Regions from separate parts of the Homo sapiens genome. Here region 1 is linked to region 2. Evidence: read pairs that join two places in POLR2A ChIA-PET (ENCODE). Cell type or tissue: HepG2. All regions are shown on one strand. Each heading gives the region's core, and the rest is flanking DNA. Links, peaks and the distances in the headings are about the cores only.

The links. ChIA-PET counts read pairs that join two places held together with the same protein. Peaks named below come from ENCODE experiments on the same cell type or tissue, not always from the same donor. Only the 100,000 strongest peaks of a DNase experiment are listed, where the experiment ranks them.
Region 1: POLR2A ChIA-PET joins it to region 2 with 14 read pairs; 3 of 35 experiments call an interaction of 5 or more read pairs at or near these places.

Annotation. Positions count from the first base shown.
Region 1 is chr11:46,741,776-46,744,681 of GRCh38, reverse strand. It overlaps CKAP5 (cytoskeleton associated protein 5), which reads left to right. Exons shown (of 44, transcript NM_001008938.4): 43 at 105-256; 44 at 417-1,634. The coding sequence ends at 659. Among named protein-coding and RNA genes, the nearest start is that of MIR5582, 10 kb to the left of the region's middle. In HepG2, for the core only: no CTCF peak of the experiment used is centred there; no DNase peak of the experiment used is centred there.
Region 2 is chr11:46,674,187-46,677,052 of GRCh38, reverse strand. It overlaps ATG13 (autophagy related 13), which reads right to left. Exons shown (of 19, transcript NM_001346311.2): 19 at 2,535-2,866. Among named protein-coding and RNA genes, the nearest start is that of ARHGAP1, 25 kb to the left of the region's middle. In HepG2, for the core only: no CTCF peak of the experiment used is centred there; DNase peaks (open chromatin) are centred at 1,542 and 1,902.

The DNA.
Region 1 (2,906 bases), core at 316-2,815, 67 kb before region 2:
TATAGGAAATTCTTAATTGTTCTTTTTGGTGGGAGATTAACCAAGGCACTTTAGAAGGGGGATATGTGGATATCTGAATATTCTTTCTACTTTTTCCCCTCTAGGCATCTCCCCTCAGATGGAAGTCACATGTGTGCCCACGCCCACAAGCACAGTGTCCTCCATAGGTAACACAAATGGGGAAGAAGTGGGGCCATCTGTCTACTTGGAAAGGCTAAAGATCCTCCGACAGCGATGTGGTCTGGACAACACAAAGGTACTGCTCCTTTTCTTCTGTGCAGTTCAGGGAGGGTAGTCACAAGCAGGTCCGAGGCAGGCTGGCCCACAGAGAAGTGGCTTAGTCTTGCTGTAGTTCTGGAGCTGCATCTTGACCTGCTTGACCTGACCTTAGACAATCTCTCTCCTTCTCTCAATAGCAAGATGACCGACCTCCTTTGACCTCTTTGCTCTCCAAACCAGCAGTTCCTACTGTCGCCTCTTCCACAGACATGCTCCACAGCAAACTCTCTCAGCTCCGGGAGTCACGGGAGCAGCACCAGCATTCAGACCTGGATTCTAACCAGACTCACTCTTCAGGAACTGTGACCTCCTCCTCCTCCACAGCTAACATAGACGACTTGAAAAAAAGACTGGAGAGAATAAAGAGCAGTCGCAAATGAAGCTGCCCCACTCCCCCGGCACCCTGCAGCTTTAGTTTACTAAACTAGAAGTCCTCATAGTTTAAAATGGCCTCAGCAGGCCTAGTGTATACAAACTGGTTGTATGTATCATGCCGTGGAGCTAGGGGGAGGAGTCATTGTGGCACAAGTATTTGTACATACTCTGCTTCTCTCTGTCAGCGTCCTGCTGCTCTAGAAGACTGTCCGTGGATGAGTTTAGTGTACAGACTTGTAAACAGCTGCCCCCTCTCTGCTCAGTCTAGTTCCCAGATCCTTTTCTTTTCTTTTTAATTGCTCATTTGTAAAATTGTCCTAATCTTTCCTAGCTTTTTAATAGTTAATATTAGAAACTCTTTAATAGTTTTCCTTTCAGTTTGTGAGCTCTTCTCTGTCGCCCTGAAGGGTCACTGTATTCTGTATGAATGCATGGCATGATACAACTAATTTAAGAGTCTTTTATAAATAAAGTTTGCATTAACTATACCTGACTCCCAAGATGCTCCATATCATGGAGTGTTGGGCAGCAATTTTTTAACTTTTGGTACCAGCTGGGTATTCAGCCAGTTAGAGAAAGGTTAATTACTGCTTACAGAGCTTCCCTTTTTCTTGGCTCACAGACTTGGAGCTGTCTTTTATTCCTTTGGAATGGAAGGAACTCTCCTTCCCTGCTCTCCACAAACAGCTCCTAGGGAGCAGAAAAATCTCATCCTTCCTTGTTTTGAGATTTTGGTCATGATTTCCCTCCAATTATCACCAGTCGTTTCAAGAAGCTCTTGGGCATCCTACCACTTTGCTGACCAAAGGCACACAAGATTGCGCCCAGAGATTGGCTGGGCTTCAGTGGTTCTCACACTACAACTAGATTTGTGTTCATTTGACTAATGGAGTTTGGGAAATCTTAGTGGTTTGCTGCTTGGTTGTATGAGTCTCTTTTGGTCCAGGCTAACAGTTGCTTCACATTCAGTCAGAGTAAGGATGAGAAAGTGAGCTGAGTATTCACCTCTGGAATAAATTCCACAGGACCTCCCTCCACAGTCAGAAAAACTCTTCAGGATGAAAAGGTTCTGGATTCAGGAGGAGATTTTGGGCAGTTATAAAGTTCAAAGGAACTTTCCTATTGTAGCCCACCTTCAATTCAATTGATGTCCAAGAAATGAAAGATTGATGGAAGATTAATCCTGTAAAGGTTCCAGTCATCGTTTTCAGGTGGCCCCGGAGCCTCCTGAAATTAAACTTGTCTCTCCTTTATAGTGGGAACATGGGAGTGGGTATTTGTTCACTGAAGGGATGATGGAGGCGTTTGCTGCTATAGTGGAAAGACATATTTAGAAAGAATGGCTACAAAGGCTGGGCCTGGTGGCTCACTCATACAACCGTAGCATTTTGGGAGGCTAAGGTGGGTGAATCACTTGAGCCCAGGAGTTCAAGACCAACATGGGCAACATGGCTCTACCAAAAAAATACAAAAATTAGCTGGGTATAGTGGCTCAAGCCTGTAGTCCCAGCTACTTGGGAGGCTGAGGTGGGAGGATCACCTGAGCCCAGGAGGTCAAGGCTGCAGTGAGCCGTGATCACTCCACTACACTCCAGCCTGGGCAACAGAGCAAGACCTTGTCTCAAAAAAGAGGAGGGAAACAAAAGAAGAGGAAAAAAAAGAGTGGCTGTACTCCTGTCTGGAATTAGCACAGCTGACTGGAAAAACCCAAGTCCCTAGAGCTTACAACACTGACCGCTATGTCGGAAGAAAACAGACTTATGAGAATGTGTGTTCTTGTTTAAAAAGCAGGTCCTGCATGTCACAAGTAATTCTGAATCCCTTCCCCCTTGATCGAGTTGATGCCCTGGGCTGCCAAATCCTGCAAGCTCACTGCCTTTCAGTCAACCAGAACCAAAGAATGAGGCCAAGGAACTCTGTCCTGTTTGTTTTCTGATGTGTTGAAAAATGAGAAAAAAAAAAAAAAACGTTATGAGGAGGGTGCTAAAGATCCCTATCTCAGGTCCCTTCCCGTGGAAAACCACGTTAGAAGATCCTAGGCCAGGTACTGTAGCCACAGGGTTTCCCTGCTCCACTCCACTATCCTGTGCCTGAGGCAGACGTTGATCTTCATTCTTTCCCTGAGCTCATGGATGAGACTTCTCAAGACGGAGCCATGCTCCATCCCACACCTGTGACCTCTGCCAACAGTAACCGTGAAGAATGTGCTCTGAAAGGGTATCTTTGAAGTTCTATGATTCTTTTTTTTGCAA
Region 2 (2,866 bases), core at 1-2,500:
GTTGGGTGTGGAAGTTGGAAACTGGATGGGAAGTGTGGTGCGGTGGAGGAAGAGGAACAGATGGGGCCTCAGGAAGTCCCCTCCCCAGTCCGTCTGCCGCTTCCTCATCTTGTGCACTCGAGTGGTGATGAGGGCAGCTTCCTGACCAGCTTCTAGGCATGGAGGTGTCCACGGCCACCTTCCCGTTGTTTGTACCCCCAGCATTCCAGCAGGCCACCATGTGCTGCATCCTATGACCAGGGCCTCTCCTGTTTCCCAACTGGAAGGTACCGGAAGTTTGAAGGGATCTTAGATTTATCTAAGGCAAGCAGGGGGAAGAAAAGTGGTGTGGACTGTGATGGACAATGGTGTGGGATCTGGAGTCACACGAGAGTTTGAGTCCTCGTTCCCTCACGTGCCAGCTCTCACCGCTAACAGTCATCATCACTGGCTCACCACCCCTGTGGCTGCTGCTTCATCAGAAGACGGTTCCTTTGAGGATCAGAAATAATGCAGACACCCCAGGCACGTGGCTCACACCTGTAATCCCACCACTTTGGGAGGCAGAGACAGGAGGATTGCTTGAGCCCAGGAGTTCGAGACCAGCCTGGACATAGTTAGATCTCACATAGTAAGATCCTGTCTACCAAAAATAAAATAAAAAAAAATATTAGCCGAGCATGATGGCACATGCCTGTGGTTCCAGCTACTGAGGCGGCTGAGGTGGGAGGATTGCTTGAGCCCTGGAGGTCAAGGTTGCAGTGAGCCGTGACTGCACCACTGCACTCCAGCCTGGGTGACAGAACAAGACCCCACCTCAAAAAAAAAAAAAAAAAAATGTAGACCGTATCTAACACCGCGAGTGTGCAGTGGTCATGGGTGAATGGTGTGATAGCCCCAGCCTCATGCAACAGCAGCTGGGAGAGGGTCCCTCAGCCCGAGTCCTCCCTTCCTGCCCACCCCTCAGCCTGAGGCCAGGCCATTTCCACCTGCCAGGCCCACACGGAGGCTGTGACAGATCCAGTTCTCCTATCCTCTCTTAAGCAAGTTTTGCTTTGCTTTAAAAGTTAAGATGATTATTTACCGCATTTTTTTTTGACAGGTTTGTTGGTGAGAAGGTAGGCCAGAATTTCACCTCCCATAGTGGTCAGGTTCCAGGTGTCTGCTGCTTGCTTGCTAATGGCAATCAGGAGGCTATAGCGGCCCCAGTTGGGCCTGGTTTTTCTCCTCCTTGCTTGTCCGGGCTGGGGGAGCAGGGCCAGAGCTGCAGGATCAGGCTGTGGTTACAGATGGTGATTACAAACATTGGGCCTCAGCCCCAAGAAGCAAGTCCCATTCCACAATGGTGGCCTTCCTCCAGGCACTGGGGGCCTCCTCTCTCTCTGGATCTGCTCAGCTAGAGCTGAGTGGCTGGAATAGAGAGGCAGTGACCCAGGGAAACAGGAGCGAGGAAACTGTTTACTTGGGTTGGGCTCCTGGCAGGGCCTCTGCTGAGTGACTCAAATGCCAATTTACCAAGGCCTTAACAACGATGGCCTCCAGGGGTAGAGTGTAGGGAGATGCTTTAAAGAGGTAGGACACCATTGCTGGGCATGGGGCAACTGAAAACTTTGTTATTGGGGGTTCCTGATTGAAGGGGGAACACCAGAACAGCCTTTTCGTCACTTCTGACTCAGGTATTGGGCAACTGTCCTGGCTGGCCACATGATCAGTGTCACCTGGTTTACTAATAATCAGGAGCTCCTGGCTCCAGGAATAGGCTGGATTTGGACTTTTCTAACCAGCCCTTTTAATCCTGGGCCTAGCTTCAGCCTGAAGGCGGGTGGGGAAGCAACCCAGACAGCAGCTGTCCAGTTCTGTCAGTTCTCTTTTGCCTCTAGAACCATCCCTACCTCCGGGATGTTGTCTCCACCAATCAGCTCCCTCCCCTAACTATGGTCACAAACTAGGAGAATTAGGAGGCGGGGCTGGCCCTGGCCGGGTTGAGAGGCCTGCAGCCCCAGGCCCCAGGAGCCAGACAGGACGCATACCCCGGGGCTCTTCTACTCTTCCTGGCTGCTCAAGCACCGCCAGTCAGATCAAGGCAGCTAACAAACTTGCATGGACCTTTAACTTCCTGCTACTTCTCTTCTGCTTGCTCAGCCACAAATCCCCCAGATGGCTTGGGGAGCCCTGCACTCCCTGCCTTGCACTGTTGTTTTTCCCTCCAGGGTGAGTTGTTATGTAAGAGCAATAAAGAGCTGATAACGGTGGCCTGCATTTTATGGAGATTTTACTATGGGTGTATTTTAAATGCATTCTCCAACTGAATATTCAAATTCAAGCCCCTGATAGGGGACCAGGGAAAGAGAAATACTAAGAAGTTTCCTGACCCAGGAAACCCCAGGGTATACAGCCCCTAAGAGGCCACACCCGACTCAAAACAGGCTTGCCCAGACACTTGAGGTCTTTCTGCGCTTCACAACGCACCACTCTCCCCTTTCCCAGACCTGCACTGGGGCAGGGGTGGGGAAGGGGTTACGAGGTCTTCAGACAACCTACAGGACAGGAGGCTGTAAAGTACAGAAAAAAATTTATTGGAAATCCCTTGAATACATTTTGAAGTGTAGCTCGGTATTTCCAAACAAAGTAGGTTGGAGAGGTTGGAGGAGGAGGAGGGACTCTGACACCTGGAGACAAACAGCTGGTCCCAGCCTGTCCCGGGGGTGCTGCAGGAGTCAGTCTAGGGCTCATTCCTTTCATGGCAGGTCTGAGGGGCAAGGGCTGGCCTTAACAGTTGCTTTACTTCTCCCAAGCTCAGCTCAAAGTCATGGCTGAGACTCTTCACAGATGGAGCCCTGGTGAAAGGCTGCTGCCACCTGTAGATGCCAAAGATTGCTGCCTCAGA